Linked DNA regions of Homo sapiens: region 1 is linked to region 2. A link is an interaction called in ENCODE POLR2A ChIA-PET data of the cell type or tissue named here. Cell type or tissue: CD4-positive, alpha-beta T cell. All regions are shown on one strand. Links, peaks and the distances in the headings refer to the core of each region. The heading gives the core; the rest is flanking DNA.

Region 1 (11,125 bases), core at 3,420-7,419, 160 kb before region 2:
TCCAGGAGAGGGGAGGGCTGCTACCTGGGCAGAGGCAGTTCCCTACCATGACACAGCTGTTTTGTCAAGGCATGGCCAGACTGATTCTGTAATCAGGACCCCCAATCCACTCCTCCTTGTGGGGCGGGTCCTCCCAGCCAGAGCCTCTAGTCACCACCCATGTTCTATGGGCCGAAAGAGCTCCAATTTCTCCCTGGGATGGAGTGCCTGAAGAGTGGGGCAGGTTGCCACCTTGGCTGTTTGGGCTCCTCAGCCAGTTCAGCCAGTGGGGCTTGGAGAGCCCAGATCAAATGGTGGCTAAAGGGATCACCAACACAGCACAGCTGCTCTAACAAAAAGAGGCCAAACTGTTGCTTTAAGCGGGCCCCTGATCCCATTCCTCCTAACTGGGTGAAACCTCCCAACTGGGGTCTCCAACCACCCCCTACAGGCGTGTTCAGGTGGCAATAGGTCAGCACCCTCCTGGGATGGTGCTTCCAGAGGAAGGGGCAGGCTGCCATCTTTGCTGTTTTGCAGGCGTCACTGGTGATACCTCCAGGTACAGGAAGAACCAGAGCAACTGGGGTTTGGAGCGGACCTCCAGCAAACTGCAGCAGCCCTACAGAAGAGTGACCAGACTATGAAAAGAAAAACAAACAGAAAACGACAACAAAGAAAAACCACAAAATACCACCCAAAGGTCAGCAACCTCAAAGATCAAAGGTAGATAAGCCCACAAAGATGAGAAAGAATCAATGCAAAAACACTGAAAACTCAAAAAGCCAGAGTGTCCTTTTCCTCCAAATGACCACAACATCTCTCAAGCAAGGGCTCAGAACTGGGCTGACACTGAGATTGCTGAAATGACAGAAGTAGACTTCAGAAGGTGGTAACAACGAAGTTCACTGAGCTAAAGGAGCATGTTTTAACCCAATGCAAAGTAGCTAAGTATCATGTTAAAACTATACAGGAGCTGATAACCAGAATAGCCAGTTTAGAGAGGAAGATAAATGACCTGATGGAGTTAAAAAAACACAACACGAGAACTTCACAATGCAATCATAAATATTAATAGAAGAACAGGCCAAGCAGAGGAAAGAATCTTAGAGCTGGAAGACTGGCTTTCTGAATTAAGACAAGCAGACAATACTAGAGAAAAAAGAAGGAAATGGAATGAACAAAACTTCTGAGAAATATGGGATTATGTAAACAGACTGAATCTACGACTGACTGAGGTACCTGAAAGTGATGGGGAGTTGGAACCAAGTTGAAAAACATACTTCAGGATATCATTTAGGAGAACTTCCCCAACTTACCAAGACAGGCCAACATTCAAATTCAGGAAATACAGAGAACCCCAGTAAGATACTCCATGAGAAGAATCATCCCCAAAACACATAATCATCAGATTCTCCAAGATCAAGATGAAAGAAAAAATGCTCAGAGCAGCCAGAGAGAAGGGCCAGGTCACCTACAAGGGGAAGCCCATCAGACTAACAACAGACCTCTCAGTGGAAATCCTACAAACCAGAAGAGACTGCGGGTCAATATTCAACATTCTTAAAGAAAAGAATTTCCACCCCAGAATGTCATATTGGGCCAAACTAAGCTTCATAAGCAAAGGAAAAATAAGATCCTTTTCAGACAAGCAAATGCTGAGGGAATTCATCACCATCAGGCCTGCCTTGCAAGAGCTCCTGAAGGAAGCACTAAATATGGAAAGGAAAAACAGTTACCAGTTGCTACAAAAACACACTGAAGTACACAGATCAGTCCCTATGAAGCAAGCACATAAACAAGTCTGCAAAATAACCAGCTAGCATGATGAGAGAATCAAATCCGCACATAAGAATTCTATCCTTAAATGTAAATGGGCTAACTGCCCCAATTAAAAGACACAGAATGGCAAGCTGGATAAAGAATCAAGACCCATTGCTACGCTACCTTCAAGGGACCCATCTCACATGCAAAGACACACAAAGACTCAAAATAAAGAGACTGAAGACAATTTACTAAGCAAATGGGAAACAGAACGAAGCAGGGGTTGCAATCCTAGTTTCTGATAAAACAGGCTTTAAACCAACAAAGATCAAAAAAGACAACGAAGGGCATGACATAATGGTAAAGGGTTCAATTCTACAAGAACAGCTAACTAACCTATATATGTGCCCAATACTGGAGCACCCAGATTCATAAAGCAAGTTCTTAGAGACCTTCAATGAGACTTAGACTCCCACACAATAATAGTGGGAGACTTTAACACCCCTACTGACAATATTAGACAGATCATAGAGAAAGACAATTAAAAGATATTCAGGATCTGAACTCAGCTCTGGATAGAGTAGACCTGACAAATACCTATAGAACTCTCCACCCAAAAACAACAGAATATACATTCTTCTCATTACTGCACGGCACTTACTTGAGTAAAATTGATCACATAATTGGAAGTAAAACACTCCTCAGCAAATGCAAAAGAACTGAAATAATAACAAAGTCTGTCAGACCACAGCACAACCAAATTAGAACTCAAGATTAAGAAATGCACTCAAAACCACACAACTAACTACATGGAAACTGAACAACCTGCTTCCAAATCACTCTTGGGTAAATAATGAAATAAAGGCAGAAATCAATAATTTCTCTGAAACTAATGAGAACAAAGATACAATGTACCAGAATCTCTGGGATGCAGCTAAAGCAGTGTTAAGCGGGAAATTTATAGCACTAAATGCCCACATCTAGAAGCTAGAAAGATCTGAAGTTAACAACCTAACAACACAGCTAAAAGAACTAGAGGACCAAGGGCAAACAGACCCCAAAGCTACCAGTAGACAAGAAATAGTCAATATCAGAGCTGAATCGAAGTAGACAGAGACAAGAAAAACTCCTCAAAAAAAAAAAAAAAAAAAATCAATGAATCCAGGAGTTGTTTTTTTTGAAATTTATAAGACAGACCACTAGGCTAGGCTAATAAAGAAGACAGAACAGTCAAATAAATATAATCAGAAATGATAAGGGGGATATCACCACTGACCCCACAGAAATACAAACCATCAGAGAATACTATAAACACCTTTATGCACATAAACTAGAAAATCTAGAAGAAATGGATAAATTCCTGGACACATACACCCTCCAAAGACTGAACCAGGAAGAAACTGAATCCCTAAATAGACCAATAATGAGTTCTAAAGTTGAAGCAGTAATAAATAGTCTATCAACCAAAAAAAGCCCAGGACCAGACGGATTCACAGCTAAATTATACCAGAGGTAAAAAGAAGAGCTGGTACCATTCCTACTGAAACTGTTCAAAAAATTGAAAAGGAGGGACTCCTCCCTAGTTCATTCCATAAGGCCTGCATCATCCTGATACCAAAACCTGGCAGAGATAAAACAAAAAAGAAAACTTCAGGCCAACATCTTTGGTGAACCTCGATGCAAAACTCAACAAAATACTGGCAGACTGAATCTAGCAGCACATCAAAAACCTTATCCACCACAACCAAGCAGACTTCATCCCCAGGATGCAAGGCTGGTTAAACATATGCAAATTAATAAATGTTCATCACATAACATAAACAGATTCATCACATAAACAGAACTAAAGACAAAAAAATACATGATTATCTCAACAGATGGAGAAAAGGCCTTCAATACAATTCAACATCCCTTCATGTTAGAAACTCTCAATAAACTAGGTATTCAAGGAACATACCTCAAAATATTAAGAGCCATATATGACAAACCCACCAATAACATACTGAATGGGCAAAAGCTGGAAGCATTCCCCTTGAAAACCAGCACAAGACAAAGATGCATGCCCTCTCTCACCACTCCTATTCAACATAGAATTGGAAGTTCTGGCCAGGGCAATCAGGCAAGGGAAATAAATAAAGTGTATTCAAATAGAAAGAGAGGAAGTAAAATTATCTTTGGTTGCAGATAAAATGATCCTATTTCTAGAAAACCCCATCGTCTCAGCCCAAAAGCTTCTTAAGCTTATAAGCAACTTCAGCAAGTCTCATGATAGAAAATCAATGTTCAAAAATTGTTGGCCTTCCTATACACCAATAACAAGCAATCAGAGAGCCAAATCACGAATGAACTCACATTCACAACTGCCACAAAAATAATAAAATACCTGGAAATACAGCTAATAAGGGAAGTGAGGGACCTCTTCAAGGAGAACTATAAACCACTGCTCAAAGAAATCAGAGAGGACACAAATAAATGGAAAAACATTCCATGTTCATGGGTGGGAAGAATCAATATTGTGAAAATGGTCACACTGCCCAAAACAATTTATAGATTCAATGCTATTCCCATTAAACTACCATTGACATTCTTCACAGAATTAGAAGAAACTATTTTAAAATTCATATGGAACCAAAAAAGAGCCCGAGTAGCCAAGACAATCCTAAGCAAAAAGAACAAACATGAAGGCATCATACTACCTGACTTCAACTATGCTACAAGGCTATAGTAACCAAAACAGCATGATATTAGTACAAGAACAGACACACAGACGAATGGAACAGAATAGAGAACCCAGAAATAAGATCACATACATACAACCACCTGACCTCCAACAAACCTGACAAAAACAAGCAATGGGGAAAGAATTCCCTATTTAATAAATGGTGCTCGGAAAACTGGCTAGCCATATGCAGAAAACTGAAACTGGACCCCTTCCTTACACCAAAAACAAAAATCAATTCAAGATGATTAAAGACTTAAATGGAAAACCCAAAACTATAAAAACGCTAGAAGAGGCTGGGCGCAGTGGCTCTCGCCTGTAATCCCAGCAATTTGGGAGGCCGAGGTGGGCAGACCACAAGGTCAGGAGATCAAGATAATCCTGGCTAACATGGTGAAACCTGGTCTCTATTAAAAATACAAAGAAGTAGCCGGGTGCGGTGGCACGTGCCTGTAGTCCCAGCTACTCAGGAGGCTGAGGCAGGAAAATGGTGTGAACCTGGGAGGCGGAGCTTGCAGTGAGCTGAGATCGTGCCACTGCACTTCAGCCTAGGCAACAGAGCAAGACTCTGTCTCCAAAAAAAAAAAAAAAAAAAAAAAAACCCTAGAAGAAAATCTAGGCGATACCATTCAGGATATAGGCATGGGCGAAGATTTCATGACAAAGATGCCAAAAGCAACTGCAACAAAAGCAAAACTTGACAAATGGAATCTAATTAAACTAAAGAGCTTATGCACAGCAAAAGAAACTCTCATCAGAGTAAACAGACAACCTACAGAATGGGAGAAACTTTTTGCAACTTACCCATCTGACAAAGATGTAATATTCCAGCATCTACAAGGAACTTAAACAAATTTACAAGAAAAAAACAACCTGATTAAAAGTGGTCAAAGGACATGAACAGACACTTCTCCAAAGAAGACATTCATGTGGCCAACAAACATGAAAAGAAGCTCAACACCACTGATCATTAGAGAAATGCAAATCAAAACCACAATGAGGTACCATCTCACACCAGTCAGAATGGCAATTATTAAAAAGTCAAAAAACAACAGATGCTGGCAAGGTTGTGGAGGAAAAGGAACGCTTTTACACTGTTGGTGGGAGTGTAAATTAGTTCAACCATTGTGGAAGACAGTGTGGCAATGCCTCAAAGACCTAGAGGCAGAAATACCATTTGACTCAACAATCCCCTTACTTGGTATATACCCAAAGGAATATAAATCATTCTATTATAAAGATACATGAATGCATGTTCACTGCAGCACTATTCACAATACCAAAGACATGGAATCAACCTAAATGCCCATCGATGATAGACTGGCTAATGCAAATGTGCTACATCCACACCACAGAATGTTATGTGGCCAAAAAAAAAGGAACGAGATCATGCCCTCTGCAGGGACATGAATGGAGCTGGAAGCCATTATCCTTAGCAAACTAACACAGAAACAGAAAATCAAATACTGCATGTTCTCACTTAGAAATGGGAGCTGAATGATGAGAACACATGGACACATGGGGATGGGGGGAACGACCCACACTGGGGCCTGTCAGAGGGTGGGGGGTGGGAGGAGGGAGAGCATCTGGAAGAACAGCTAATGGATTCTGGGCTTAATACCTAGGTGATGGAATGATCTGTGCAGCTAATCACCATGGCACATGTTTAACTAGGCAAGAAACCTGCACATCCTGCACATGTACCCCTCAATCAAGAAATAAAAAAGAAACATTCTGACAAATGCATCTGTTAGATGATTTCATTCATTGTGGGAACATCACAGAGTGTACCTACACAAACCTAAAGGTACAACCTATGCTATATGCTGTAGCCTATTGCTCCTAGGCTACAAACCTGTAGAGCATGCTAGTGTAGGCAACTGTGAAATAATGGGAAGTATCTGTATATCTAAACATTAAACATAGATAAGGTACAGTAGAACTATGGTATAAAAGATAAAAAATGGTATATACTGTATAGGGCACATCATAAATATAGCTTATAGGATGGCAAGTTGTCTAGGTGAGTTGAGGGGTGACTGAATGCAAAGGCTTAGGACATTACACTGTTGTAGACTACACTCAGGCTACACTAAACTTAAAAAAAATTTTTTTTCTCTAATAATAAACAGCTTACTGTAACTTTTTCACTTTATAAACTTTTACTTTTTAACTTTTTGTCTCTTTTGTAACACCACAGCTAAAACAGTATACAGCTGTACAAAATATTTTCTGTAAATTCTTATTCTATAAGCTTTTTCTTATTTATAAATTTTTTTGTGTCAAAAACTAAGACATAAACACACCCATTAGCCTAGGCCTACACTGGGTCATGATCATCATTATCACTGTCTTCCATGTCTACATCTTGTCCCACTGGAAGCTCTTTAGGGGCAATAACTTGCATGAAGCTATTATCTCCTATAATGTCTTCTGAAATATCTCCTGAAGGACCTGCCTAAGGCTGTTTTACAATTTTTGATAAGTAGAGGAAATACATTCTAACATAACGATTAAAAAGTATAGAATAGTAAATACACAAGCTAGTAACATATTTATTATCAAGTATTAGTACTGTGAATAATTGTTATTTATTTATTTATTGAGACAGGGTCTATGTTGCCCAGGCTGGTCTCAAACTCCTGGGCTCAAGGGACCTTCCTGCCTCACGCCTCCCAAAGTGATTACCGGTGTGAGCCACCATGGCACCTGGCTAGCATGCTATACTTTTGCTTTTCCTTTTTTAGATGGGATCTCACAATGTTGCCCAGAGTGGAGTGCAGTGGAGTGATCATGCTTCACTGTAACCACAAACTCCTAATCTCAAGTAATCCTCCTGCCTCGGCCTACTGGGTAGTTAGGACTATAGGAATATATTACCACACCTGGCTATTGTTTTCATTTTTTGTAGAGACGGAGTCTCTGCCCAGGCTGGTCTCCAACTCCTGGCCCCAAGCAATCTTCCAGCCTCAGCCTCCCAAAGTATTGGGATTACAGGCGTGAGCCACCACACCTGGCCTGTATGTGCTATACTTTTACATAACTGGCAATGCAGATTTGTTTACACCAGCATCAGTAATGCACTGTTCTACAACATTCCAATGGCTATGACATCACTAAGCAATAAGAATTTTTCGGTTCCATTATAATTGTATATGTGGTTCATCATTGATCAAAACATTATGTGGCACATTGTCTGTGTGTGTGTCTGTGTGTCGAATGACAGCAATGATACAAGGGACAGAAAGGAGGAATTAGAAATTTTTTATTATAAAGTACTTGTACAACCTGTGAAGCATTATAGTGCTACTTGCAAGTGGCCTTGGATTAACGGTAAATGTACAGTGTAAATTCTAGGGCAAACACACACACACACACACACCCCCACACACACAAACAGTATGATAGATATGCTAAGAAAGGAGAGAAAACAGAAGTATAAAATTCTTAATTAAAAGCACAAAAAGTGTAGAAGATAAAACCAGAAACAAAGACCAAGGGAATCAAATACAAAACATTAACAGATATGGTAGATATTAATCCAAGGAAATCAATAATCACTTTAAATATCAATGGTCTAAATACACCAACTGAAAGAGATCATCAGAGTGGAACAAAAACAAGACCCAAATTGCTATCTAAAATAAACCCAGTTTAAATAAAGACACATAGAGATTAAAGGAACAGAGAAAGATACACCATGCTTACACCAATCAAAACAAAGCCAGAGTACCTATAATCACTTGAGACAGAAGAGACCTCACAGCAAGGAAAATTATTAGGGATGAAGAGGCATATTACATAATAAGAGTCAATTCTCCAAGAAGATATAACAATCCCTAATGTGCATGTGCCTAACGACAGAGCAACAAACTATGTGAGGCAAAAATTGATATAACTGCTAGGAAAAAAAGATGAATCCACTATTGTAGCTGGAAATTTTAATAGCCTTCTATCAGAAATGGACAGATACAGCAAGCAAAAAATCAGTAAGGACATACTTAAAATGGACAGCATGATCAGTCAACTGATCTAATTGGCATTTATTTATAAAATGCTGCATACAAAAAGAGCAGAACACACTTTTTCTAAAACTCACATGGAAACAATCATCAAAAAGACCACATTCTGAGCCATAAAAAAATAATAAATTTTATGAGAGTAGAAATGATATAAAGTGTGTCCTAAGATCACAATGGAACTAAAACAGAAATGAATAACAAAAATATAGCTGGAAAATCCCAAAATACTTAGAATCCCAAGTATTTTAAATATGTGTTATTTAAAATAATACATGGATCAAAGAAGAAATCTCAAAAGAAATTTTTTAAATACTCTAAACTGAATGAAAATGAAAATTTAACACCAAAATTTGTGGGACAGAGAAAAGCAGTGCTTAGAGAAAAATTTATAGGACTGACTGCATATATTAGGAAAGAAGATCTAAAATCAATCATCTAAGCTTCCATTTTAGAAAACTAGAAGAGCAAATGAAACCCAAAGTAAGTGAAGAAAAAAAAAGAGGAGAAATTAATCAAACTGAAAACAGGAAATCAATAGAAAAAAACAATAACACCAAAAGCTGATTATTTAAAAAGATCAATAAAATCAATAAGCCTCTACCCAGGCTAAAACAAAAAGAGAGACTGAATGAAATATAGTGGAGGATATCCGTGGGGGAGATTGTGTGTGTGTATGCGTGCATACAGGAGGTATATGGGAACTCTCTTTTACATTAAGTGTATCTCCTAATGCCATCCCTCCCCACTCCCCCCAACCCACAACAGGCCCCGGTGTGTGATGTTCCCCTTCCTGTGTCCAAGTGTTCCCATTGTTCAATTCCCACCTATGAGTGAGAACATGCGGTGTTTGGTTTTTTGCCCTTGCAATGGTTTGCTGAGAATGATGGTTTCCAGCTTCATCCATGTCCCTACAAAGGACATAACTCATTATTTTTTATGGCTGCATAGTATTCCATGGTGTATATGTGCCACATTTTCTTAATCCAGTCTATCACTGTTGGACATCTGGGTTGGTTCCAAGTCTGCTACTGTGAAAAGTGCCACAATAAACATACGTATGCATGTGTCTTTATAGTAGCATGATTTATAATCCTTTGGGTATATACCCAGTAATGGGATGGCTGGGTCAAATGGTATTTCTAGTTCTAGATCCTTGAGGAATTGCCACACTGTCTTCCACAATGGTTGAACTAGTTTACAATCCCACCAACAGTGTAAAAGTGTTCCTATTTCTCCACATCCTCTCCAGCACCTGTTGTTTCCTGACTTTTCAATGACTGCCATTCTAACTGGTGTGAGATGGCATCTCATTTTGGTTTTGATTTGCATTTCTCTGATGACCAGTGATGATGAGCATTTTCTCATGTGTCTGTTGGCTGCATAAATATCTTCTTTTGAAAAGTGTCTGTTCATATCCTTTGCCCACTTTTTGATGGTGTTGTTTGATTTTTTTCTTGCAAATTTGATTAAGTTCTTTGTAGATTCTGGATATTACCCCTTTGTCAGATGAGTAGATTGCAAAAATTTTCTCCCATTCTGTAGGTTGCCTGTTCAATCTGATGGTACTTTCTTTTGCTGTGCAGAAGCTCTTTAGTTTAATTAGATCCCATTTGTCAATTTTGGCTTTTTTTGCCATTGCTTTTGGTGTTTTAGTCATGAATTCCTTGTCCATGCCTATGTCCTGAATGGTATTGCCTAGGTTTTCTTCTAGGGTTTTTATGGTTTTAGGTCTAACATTTAAGTCTTTAATCCATCTTGAATTAACTTTTGTATAAGATGTAAGGAAGGGATCCAGGTTCAGCTTTCCATACATGGCTGGCCAGTTTTCCCAGCACCATTTATTAAATAGGGAATCCTTTTCCCCATTGCTTGTTTTTGTCAGGTTTGTCAAAGATCAGATGGTTGTAGATATGTGGCATTATTTCTGAGGGCTCTGTTCTGTTCTGTTGGTTTATATCTCTGTTTTGGTACCAGCACCATGCTGTTTTGGTTACTGTAGACTTGTAGTATAGTTTGAAGTCAGGTAGTGTGATGCCTCCAGCTTTGTTCTTTTGGCTTAGGATTGTCTTGGCAATGCAGACTCTTTTTTTGGTTCCATATGAACTTTAAAGTAGTTTTTTCCAATTCTGTGAAGAAAGTCATTGGTAGCTTGATGGGGATGGCATTTAATCTATAAATTACCTTGGGCAGTATGGCCATTTTTACGATATTGATTCTTCCTATCCATGAGCATGGGATGTTCTTCCATTTGTTTGTGTCCTCTTTTATTTCGTTGAGCAGTGGTTTGTAGTTCTCCTTGAAGAGGTCCTTCACATCCCTTGTAAGTTGGATTCCTAAGTATTTTATTCTCTTTGAAGCAATTGTGAATGGGAGTTCCCTCATGATTTGGCCTCTGTTTGTCTGTTATTGGTGTATAAGAATGCTTGTGATTTTTGCATACTGATTTTGTATCCTGAGACTTTGCTGAAGTTGCTTATTAGCTTAAGGAGATTTTGGGCTGAGACAATGGGGTTTTCTAAATATATAATCATGTCATCTGCAAACAGGGACAATTTGACTTCCTCTTTTCCTAATTGGATACCCTTTCTTTCTTTCTCTTGCCTGACTGCCCTGGCCAGAACTTCCAACACTATGTTGAATAGGA
Region 2 (11,125 bases), core at 3,988-7,987:
TCTATTTAAACTGGTACTTCCATTTAAAGGCCAAAGAGTCAGGGAGCTGTCGGTAAATGAGAAGGGGTTGGGTGGGCTCTGTTACTGGCCTGCCAGCATCCATTCCCCCTTCTTCCTTCCTTCAATTCTCTCCTTTGCTGTGCTCTGCAACTTCCATGCACCCCTCCAGACCCACTCTCCACTTCCCTCTTTCCCACTTTATGTCCTGGAGGGAGGCTGACCTTTATGGACAACATCAAAAGCCTTGGCTGGGTTTGGCTAGTAGGGAACACCAGCAGGAGATCAAAGGGAGTTGGGAACGTGATGCTGGGTGTTGATTCCTCGGGCTTCCTCCCAGCAGGCCAGCTGCGACCCTCTTCAAAAGGCCACGTCTCCCTCGGATGCTTCTCTTCACACAGTTGTCTTTGTCTCTGGTACCCTCGCCTTCCTTTGCCAGCCTTGGGGTGGTGTAATGGGCTGAGTGGTGGTTCACCCCCCAATCATGTCAACACCCTAACCCCTAGAACCTGTGAATGTGACCTTTTTCAGAAAAAGGTCTCTGTCAATGTAATTAAATTAAGGATTTTGAGATGAAGAGATTATTCTGGATCATCTGGGTGGGCTCTAAATCCAATAAGTGTCCTTATAAAAGAGAAGCAGAGGGAGATTTGACATACAGCAAAGAAGGAGACAATGTGAGGAGGCAGAGATTGGAGCGATGCAGCCACAAGCCAAGGAGTGCCCACAGCCGCATGAGGCTGGGGAGGCAAAGAGTGATTCTCTCCTCAGGCCTCCAGGGGGAGTGTGACTGGGGCCTCTGGGGACTTCTGGCCTCCAGAACTGTGAAAGAATAAATTTCTGTTGTTTTAAGCCACCTAATTTGTGTTATTTTGTTATAGTGGCCACAGGAAACCAATATAGATGGTAAGATGGTAACAGTATGCCCTGTTATTACTGGCCTTGCAGGTGCAGTGGTTTTTTTGTTTTGTTTTGTTTTGCTTTCCTTAGACCGCTCATACTTTTGTAGTCTCACTGTTAACCTCTTCTCACATTACTCGGTTTTCGTGAGCCACCTGTTTCCTGCAGAAGCCTGTCTGACATGGGTGTCTGCCTCACCCATAGGTAGCCTGTGCCCCAGGGCAAGCTGACCCCACCTCATATCCAGGGGTCATTCCTGGTTTTTCCAAGCAATTGTGGTAATCCTGTTCCCCTTGCAAGTGGTCCAAGAATGGACATGTCCAAAATGTGGCCAAATCAGAGGGAAATCTAGAGAGTTTCTAGGACAATTCCATCTTCCGTGAGAGAGCCACAGGAAGAGATGGCCCTTCTTTTCCTCTTCTTCCCCTGGACATGGCATGTCCAGGTATGATGCCTGCAGCTGCTGCAATTTGAGCCCATTGGTGAGCCAGTGATTCCACCAGCCCTGAAGCTGGTCCTATCCCAGCCTTCCAGTCACGTGAGATAATACATTTCTATACCCCTTATTTCCATTTGAGTTGGAGTGTTATCAGTGGCTAGAAGCCTAGTAAATGATGGAGATTTAGATTGGTTCTACATTGCCTTAAGGCAAAGATGGTCAAATTGTTTTAAATATCCTAGCAACTTAAAAATAATTTCAAAACTTGAAAAATCTTGATGAAAAAACCTTTCTTGATATATATGTGTTCACGCTTGGCTGAAAATAGTAGCAAAACAAAATGTGTAAAGATTTATAGTCAACCACCATGTTAAACGGGGAGAGGGTCTGAAATAATAGCAATAAGGTAACAATAGAAATAAGGTGAAACAAAAACAATTCTGTGTAACACAACTAGGATATTCACATCAGCAAACAACCATGAGAGCTGTTACATGCCAGGCACTCAGCACTGGGGAATGAAATGGGAATAAGATCTTGGTCATTTTCCTTGAAGTGCTTATATATTGTTTTTAAAACCGGCTGGGCACAGTGGTTTACGCTTGTAATCCCAGCACTTTGGGATGCTGAGATGGGAGGACCACTTGAGGCTAGGAATTTGAGATCAGCCTGGCCAACATAGTGAGACCCTACCTCTACCAAAAAAAAAAAAAAGAAAGATTAGCCAGGAGTGGTGTCACATGACTGTAGTCCCAGCTACTCAGGATGCTGAGATAGGAGGATCGCTTCAGTCAAGTAGTTTGAGGCTGCCATGAGCTATGATTGTGCTGCAGCAAACCAAAAACCCCAAGCCAAAAAAATTTCCAGGTTATATTTCATCCAAGTTGTGGGAAATAAATGCGAAACAGTTCATCTAGTATTCATCTACACTTGTATCTTCACTTTCTGTACTGCTGTTGATTATATACTTGGTGAGAAATACAGTTACAAGGTCAAAGTGAGTACAGTTTAGAGGAAGAAAAATAGGAATTTGATTCAGAAATATCACATAAACAAAGTGTGGTGGAAAAAATTGATCATTACCCCAAAATGCTGAAAACTATGTTCTACTTGTAAAATATTACTTGGAACTGTAGCTGGTATTTCCCAGACACCCTATTGAAAGAGAACTGGTTGAAGGCTTGCAGGGCAGCAATAGTATCCCAGGTCTTCCCATCAAACTCCACAGAATAAAACAGATCGAGATAAGAGCCATTTCTTTATCAGCCAAGACTCCTGCCCCTTAATTCCAGGATCAGGAAGAAGACGTCCCTCAGTAAGTGTAGGCACATTCTTGAAACAAAACCCACTCCCACCAGCCAGAGAGTCCCATGCAGAACCATTCCTTTTGGGTCAGATAGGTCCTCTCCATAAATCCTCTTTAAAATACTAACACCTTTGGCAGGGGTATCAAATTAACTCACAACAATGGTTGATTCCTTTAGTTCTTCATCAGGGCTCCGAGAGACAGGAATATGGGGGAATGAAGAAGAGAGGGATTAAGAGAACATCGTTTGGAAAGGCTGGGACAGGTGAGATATTGAAGTTGCGAAATCCCTGGCAGGCAAAAGGCTGAGTGAGGGGCCTGGAGACGAGCCACATACTTTTACCTCTTTCCTTGGTCTTATTTCCCATCTCTCCTTGGCCTTCTTCTTTTAAGCAAAGCCTCAGTGGAGGCCAACCTCATTCCACAAGCTTCTAAAGGTTTGCTCCATGAAACACTGGTTCTTCATGATACTCTTAGAAAATTCTGCAGTCCAATAAGTTTGGGAAATGTTGTGTACTGAAAGTCCTCAGAGAGTCATAAGTAGGTTAGCAAATTCATGGCTCTGAGAAGTCCTGCAGTCAGGAGCTCTGACTGGTGTACATTTAGGCCAGCGATTTCCAAAATATTTTTTGTCAAAGAGCTCTTTAGTGCATGTTATCACCCGTTAAGAATACATTATGAGAAAGGCATATCTGATGGTCATAGTTTTCAATTAGAGTATTTTTTAACCAAGTTTTAAGATGATATAGCCCCCAATATTTTCTTGTTTTGATATCTAACTAATTGCCAACCCATGGTGTCTGGGCAGGGAAGAGAAGAAGAGACAAAAATGTGTTTTGGACACTCAGCTGTTTCTTGTTGGCTTTCCTAGAAAACAATTTGGATGGAAACAGATTTTAGCTATTCCTTACTTTAGAGTTAGCAGATTAGCCACAGATTGTAATTATCTAGGCTCTCTTTTCTTTATTAATCTGGAAACTTGGAAGTTGGTTTCTGCTGAGTTGTTCTCAGCAAAACTTGGCCTCCTTTAAAGCAGTAGCCTCCTTAGTAAGCTCCTTTTCCTTACCCTGTACTCTGGAAACAGCCCAAACATCATATCTCCCCAAGGAGAGCTGGTTTAGGAAAACTGCTATTGTTCCTGGCTGGAAGGTGTTTCAAATAGAATCATCACAGATGTAACTGCATGTTCAGGATATTGTCTGGAAACCACCAAACTATCAAGTATTTGAGACCACAAGAGACAGATCCAAGGGCTCACTGTAAAACTTAGCCAGAGTGAACTCTGTGAGCCAGAAGCCAGGTACCACTGAGAACTTGTTAGAAATGCAAGATCTGAGGGCCCACCCCGGACCTCCCAAAGCAGAATCTGCATTTGAACAGAGCCTCAAGCCATTTATATGCACAAAGCCTAAGAAATATCAACATTCATTCCATCATGTCTCATTCATTTATTAACAATTATCAGATACCCCACTAGACACCCTGCTGTTCTAGATATTGGGGTCACAGTGGTTAAAAAGGCAGGTAAGGTCTCGATTCTCATACAGCTTACATTCTAGTGGGGAAGACAGACATAAACGCATTTAAAAGTAAAGATTTCAGGAAGTGGCAAGTGCCTGAAGAAGTAAGAGGGTAATGGATTAGAAAATGAATGGGAGTCAAGGGTGAGATGAAATGGTCAGGCGGTATCAGTCTGAATAGAGACCTGCCTGGGGAGAAAGAGCAGCCACATGGTAGCCTGGGGCAGGAACATTCCAAGCAGATGACACAGTGACAGCAAAGGCCCCAGGGAGAGTATGAGCTTGAGAACAGAGAGAAAGGAGACGAGTGTGGCTAACGCTCAGCAAATTAAGAAATTCTGAGGTCAGAGAGCTAGAGAAGGGCCAGATTATGTGCACCAAAGAGTCTCAGATTTAGTATGCATCAGAATCACTTGGAGGAGGGCTTGTTAAAACATAGCTTGTTGGGTCCTACCCCAGAGTTTCTAACGCAGTAGCTCTGGGGTGGGGCCCAAGAATTTGCATTTCTGACAAGGTCCAGGTGATGGTGATGCTGCAAGTCCAAGGACCACACTTGGAGAACCACTGATGGAGAGCGTTGTGGGTCCTTGTAAGGAGTTCAGTTATACTCGAAGTGTGATGGAAGCCATCAGAAGATTCTAAGCAGGGGAGTGGCAAGAGCTGATGTTCATTTTCCTCTGCTATCCCCAGAGGAGCAGACCTCTCCAGTCATCCACTATCACCTGGACTTGCATCCCCTTCCTGCTGTGCTCGTCACCTGATTTGATCCAGTTTCCCACCCATTCTCTTCATTTCCTCCCTAACATTTCCACTGTGCCTTCTGGAAGCCCCAATCCTTGACTCTCAATTTTGCCTGTCCTCAGCCTACATCAGAGCCTCCCTCTTTCTTCCTTGCCTTAATTGGAGCCTGGCTGGTCCCAAGAGTACAACATTCACACAGCTGTTTCTGGCAGAGCCTGTCTGATATCTTACAGTCTGATATCTTACAAACCTTAGGGCCTGGAAGGAGTGTTGGTGCCTGCTTGTTCTCTACTGTTGCTCCTGGAACTTAACCTCTGTTACCTTTTACAAAATGTCCTACCCATTAAAAGCTCTGGCTTCCTGACTATACCACGCGATCACATGTCTTTTCTTTTCTTCCATGTGATCCATTCACTCATTCACTGGACTGCACCTCCTGGCTCCCCATCTTTTTCTCTGCATAGCCTTTCTTGACAATCTCATTAAAGTAACCATACAATGTCCCATCTAGCAGCCTGGCTTCTCAGTTTCCTGGACCTTCTCATCTCGAATGACGTTTTCTCCCTCCACTCCACCTCAAGGTCATAGCCTGAACCTTGTCACCACCAGAAACTGTTCTGCTGCTGCAAGCCCAAAGCCCCACTCTCTCATAAGCTTTCTGTCCTTGACACATACTTGAGCGTCTACTGTGACAATTCTTCAACTCTGTTGAGATCTCTTTTCTGTTGGCTCCACCGCCTTTTACAATTTGTCAGTCACCTTTCTGTTCACTCCTCGTGTCCAGCTTAGGGCTTATGGTTCATCACCATAAACAACTTCCTTCCAAAACTCTCATCCTCAGAATCCCCTTGCCTTTCCACGGAGTCTCCTACAAAATACTAAGTGAGCCCACCCATGTATCTCTCCACTCAAGCAGCTCGACATTACTATGGAAAAGTCAAGCAAGCAGGCTGCTTTCACTTTCAGTTCATCGCAGACCTCAAAGGGGTACTTGGAGCTACTAAGCAATATTGCTGTGTTTCTCTGTTAAAACCAGCATTCGTATTCTTCTAGGGTACTTTTTCATTCCTTTTTTATCCTTAAAACTCCCACTGCCCTTCCCTGCTTTTTAGTCTCAGCTGATGAACTCTCCTCGTTTCACTGAGGAAAGAGATGCTGTCCGATGGAAATGCTCACATTTCCCCACCTAGAAACCTACAAGCACAGCCACACTTGCTGGCCTCCTCTGCCCCTTCCCTGTCTGCTCAGCTGTGTCCAAGTGGCCTCCTATCATCCATTCAGTCCCTCCCATCAGCGTCTCCCTTGCTACTGTATCGTTCCCATTGGCACACACACCTGCTTCAGTATCGCCCATCTGTTTCTTCTGTAATTTATATCTGTACTTCCAAATAATACAGCTATTTTTAGGTTCTTCAATTTTAGACACTTATTGCCTTCCTGCACCCTCCTTGTGCATATTTCCCCTCCACCCACCCTCCCAACATCGTTACAGCACCATTTTTGGCTAAATCAATGTACTGTGCTAGCATTACTATAAGTACTCACAGCTGAACCATATAGGCTGTTATTCTTTTATGGGTCAACTTTGGTTTTCTTGGAATTACTAATTACCTCATTTTTTCATTGCTTAGTCTTCCAAATATTAATTACTAAGTTTTTGCTAAGCTTTCCAATCAAATTGCAAAAGTCCTCTCTTGAGTCACAGGTAACCATTCAAGACTGCTTCTTCACCCCCAAATCCAGCTACCGCCAATGAACAGCTCTGCTGGGAGTGTCACCTGTGCATGTGTGTGGCCTCTCCAGTGTGGTCAGGCTAGGGGAGTGGGACTTCTCACGCCGCAGTTCAGGACTCCAAGAGTGAGTATTCCTGAGACAGGGTGGAGGTCTCACGGCCTTTTATGACCTTACCTGGAAGTCACATAGGGTTGCTTCTCCCCTGTTGCAATGATGGAAGCAGTCAAAACCTCACCCAGATCATGGGGAAAAAAGCACAAAGCTATCCTCTCTATGGAAGGAATGTTCAGGAAGATTTATGGCCATGTTTTAAAGCTGCCACAGAGACAACTTATGTGAGATAATACTAAAATTGTGTTGAAAAATAGTCCAAACTTTTTCAAAGAATTTTCCTTTTTTTTTCTTTTTTGACACAATGTCTCACTCTCTTGCCCAGGCTGGTGTGCAGTGGCATGATCTCAGTTCACTGCAACCTCCGCCTCCTGGGATCAGGCGATTCTTGTGCCACAGCCTCTCTGGTTGCTGGAATTACAGGTATGCGCAACCACACCCAGCTAATTTTTGTGTGTGTGTGTGTATTTTTAGTAGAGATGGGGTTTCACCATGTTACCCAGGGTGGTCTGAAACTCCTGGCCTCAAGTGATCTGCTCGCCTAGGCTTCCCAAAGTATTGGGATTACAGGTGTGAGCCACTGCGCACAGCCAATAATTTTCATTGTTGTATATAGAAAATACAGAATTTCATGGCGATATCAGAAACATAAATACTGTACAGTATTGTCATGAGCTTAAGTAGAATATCTTTGGAGGGAATCCCAAGAAGCTGGTACCGGGAGAAACCAGGTGACCGAAGGCCAGAGCAGGAAGAGACTTTGCCCTATAGACCATTTTGTATCTTTTGAATTTTTCATCATGGGCTTGAACTGCCTTTCTAAAAATATTAAATGATCAAATGTGTTTGATGATGTCACAGCTTCTCCTGGCCATGTCAGTTCCCAGGATAGTTTAGACCAGGGCTGTCCAAGAGAACTTTCTGTGACAATGGAACTATTGTGCATCTGACCTGTCCAATACAGCAGACACTAGCCTCACATGCCTACTTAGCACTTGAAATGTGGCTAGTACAATTAAGGAATTAAATTTTTAACTTAATTTAAATGTTAATTGCCATCTGTGGCTAGTGACTACATCCTTTATGTTTGCAGCTGAGGGGCTGGGAGGAGCTTGCACATGTGGGATACGGGGGCAGGGAGCATGAGATCCCTGGGGTCATGGTCTCCAAACATTTTTGCACATGCGCTCCCTAAAACAGTTTTAAACAACTGTATATCTCTTTGCAGAAATTAAATTTGACATCTAAATGCTTCCTCCTTAGTTTAAAAGTTTATTTTTGTTAGGAGTTATAAAAGATTAAACATTTCATAAGATGAAATAAGATGAGGACTAACTATAATTGGAATAGTATTTCATGAGCTGGTTTGATAAAGTAAGTTTTAATTACTGAATAATGCAGACTGAATCTGAAAGAAATCATTTTAAAATTCTTTAACCTATACTGCCTTAGCTGTTCTAAATTTAGAGCACCTCAATGTGGGCCACGCTTCACCCTTGACAGAAATATACATAAGACAGGGAAAGACGGCACGCCCTGAGGATGGAAGATGCCTTGATGAATCATTAAAGAAGCCCCCAGAAACCAATTGATCGATCTCCCCTCTTTTTTTTTTTTTTTTTTTGAGACGGAGTCTCGCTCTGTCGCCCAGGCCGGACTGCGGACTGCAGTGGCGCAATCTCGGCTCACCGCAAGCTCCGCTTCCCGGGTTCACGCCATTCTCCTGCCTCAGCCTCCCGAGTAGCTGGGACTACAGGCGCCCGCCACCGCGCCCGGCTAATTTTTTGTATTTTTAGTAGAGACGGGGTTTCACCTTGTTAGCCAGGATGGTCTCGATCTCCTGACCTCATGATCCACCCGCCTCGGCCTCCCAAAGTGCTTCTCCCCTCTTTTGGTCCAAGGAAGTTTTTACACCCCAGAGTAAGGCTTCATGTTGCGATCACGATGGGTGAGCGGGGCATGGGAAGTTCCATGAGACGATTTTAGAAATCGGTGCTTTGGATATTAAGACTGTGGACGTGGATTTCCTCTAAATCACTCATGGATATTTTTCCTCCTGAAAGGTCTGTACACCCTCAGGTGTACTTGACCCAAGTTTGAAGACCGCTGCTATGAGAAGGTGAAAGCTGGGCTTAGCACTCATTTGCCTACCACTGCTGGCTTTAACTGAGACCCATCACAGAGGAAAGATAAGGGACAGTCCCCGGGGTCCCCTCCAGCTGAGGCAGGGTAGCCCTGTCAGTGTCCCTACCTCAGGCCTCTGGCCTGCGCTCCAAGACTCACTCAGCTGGAATTTTTAAGCCTGTTCCAAGTGGAAAGAGGCAAACCCAGGCCTGCCTTCTTCCAGGGCTCAAGGATGAGCAAGGCAAGACTTAGTGCCTTTTTCCCAGTAAAGTCTGCTCCATCACCCCTTCCTCATGTCATGCCCTCCTCCCCGGGCCTGCAGTTACTTCAGATGGAATGCAGAATAGAGGTGCGTTTGGAGAATTGCAGTTCACTAGCATGGGGGCACAGGGCTGTGAGGGGCTGACTCAGTGATGGTAGCCTGAGTAACCTAGGACTAATTAGAGTGTCGCCCTCAGGGCCATCATGTCTGAACTAGGGGTTGCTCCTAAGATGAAAATTGCATGAGGTCCAAATTTCTGGAGGCCAAGGCAGGCGGATCACGAGGTCAAGAGATTGAGACCATCCTGGCCAACATGGTGAAACCAGTCTTTACTAAAAATACAAAAATTAGCTGGGCGTGGTGGCACGCACCTGTAGTCCCAGCTACTTGGGAAGCTGAGGCAGGAGAATCGCTTGAACCCAGGAGGTGGAGGTTGCAGTAAGCCAAGATCGCGCCACCTTACTGCAGCCTGGCAACAGAGCAAGACTCCTTCTCAAAAAACAAAACAAAACAAGCAACAAAAAAACACCTGAATTCAGCCCACAGGGTTGGTATTTGTGTGCCACATTGGAGACCAAGGCACCATCTGTCAAAATGTCCGACACAGAGTCCACTTTTTTCTTCTGGCTGAGTGAGGATAGATCACCGCTTTGGTCAAGCACCGGATGTGTAGTTGGCTTGCATCTAAGAGCCATATTGTATAAAAAATGTATTGTTGTTAAGCCCAAGAATCATATTAGTATGTGGAGTGCTCACACTGAGAGGCTGGCGGGAATTGGGCCCTGAAGGTGGCAAAGAGCCCTATCTCCCATGACTTCCTTGCCTGGGGCAAAAGATCACTGATGGACTGACGGGGACAGATGGGCCAAAATCATTCCCATTGCTGCTCTGTGACAGATTCCACACTAAGCAGTCTACGCACATCTTTCAGACAGAAGTTAGCACAAAAGCCCCTCTATCTCACCTCACTCCCCATTTAGATGCATTTGGCCCACTTCCTAACACAAGAGGGCCCTGAGACTGCCAAGAAGTGGCAAACGTCCCAGCCATTAAACATCTAATGATCAAGTGAGCATCTAAATGGTGCTTGTCCTGGGAGAAGGCTGAAGGGACCCAGAGATACACAGCAGCTGAACCAGTTGAGTTGAAAATGAAGATGGATGAGTTAAATGTGACATAATGAAGGCACTTCGTTGGACAAGATCCTGATGATCTTCAGGAGAAGAAGCTTAAGCCAGCAACGCATTTTCTCTAATTTTCTGCCATGGGGTAACTTTTAAAACATCAATTAATAACTTCTACAGCATGTTATCATTTGCCTACAATTCTCATTATAAAGAAAAGCAATTGCCTACCATGAACACCGTTGGTTTAAAAGTCTTGAAGGCTTGTATCCACATATTCCATCATGTTAACCTTGGTGGTAAATGCTCATCTCTTCTTAGAAATTGATTCCATATTAACACTGTCAGAAGATAATTCACACGCTGTCTCTTCTCTTCCCCCATCCCACTCCCTTCATTAAATGTTCACTGCGCATTTCCCAATAGGCAAGCACTCAGTAGGGTCCCTATGGGTCAGCCACCTGAATAGCCCCCCAGCCTGCAGATGCCAGTGGAGAAGCAAAGACACACCAGCCAGAGAGCAAGTGAGAGGCCCCTCTACCAGCCCATGGATAATGTCAGCTCCTCAGGGGGATTGTATTTCTGGTCCAACACTGCCAATGACTGCATTCTGTTATTTTTTAATAATAACTTGGCTGATGCTATATTATTTCTGCCTTTATATTTTATTTGAAGTTACCAAAACGATCAGGATGTTATTCATCCAAATAGAAAAAAGGCCAATGCTTCCCTCTTTAACTCAGAAAGCAGCCCTTCTGCATCTCTTGGCATCAAGGACACATTTGTTCCTGGGTGGGAAGGTCCAGATACCATCCACCTTGGCATTGTCTGTCCTGGAGCTATTTGTTTGCTCATGTACAGCCAGGG

What was found. ChIA-PET counts read pairs that join two places held together with the same protein. Peaks named below come from ENCODE experiments on the same cell type or tissue, not always from the same donor. Only the 100,000 strongest peaks of a DNase experiment are listed, where the experiment ranks them.
Region 1: POLR2A ChIA-PET joins it to region 2 with 7 read pairs; 3 of 35 experiments call an interaction of 5 or more read pairs at or near these places.

What each region holds. Positions count from the first base shown.
Region 1 is chr2:148,708,961-148,720,085 of GRCh38, reverse strand. All of the region lies in intron 2 of EPC2 (enhancer of polycomb 2), which reads right to left. Among named protein-coding and RNA genes, the nearest start is that of EPC2, 70 kb to the right of the region's middle. In CD4-positive, alpha-beta T cell, for the core only: no CTCF peak of the experiment used is centred there; no DNase peak of the experiment used is centred there.
Region 2 is chr2:148,547,897-148,559,021 of GRCh38, reverse strand. No RefSeq gene overlaps it. Among named protein-coding and RNA genes, the nearest start is that of EPC2, 91 kb to the left of the region's middle. RefSeq lists an enhancer at 4,263-5,220. In CD4-positive, alpha-beta T cell, for the core only: no CTCF peak of the experiment used is centred there; DNase peaks (open chromatin) are centred at 5,411 and 5,841; H3K4me3 peaks cover 1,159 bases; H3K27ac peaks cover 1,537 bases.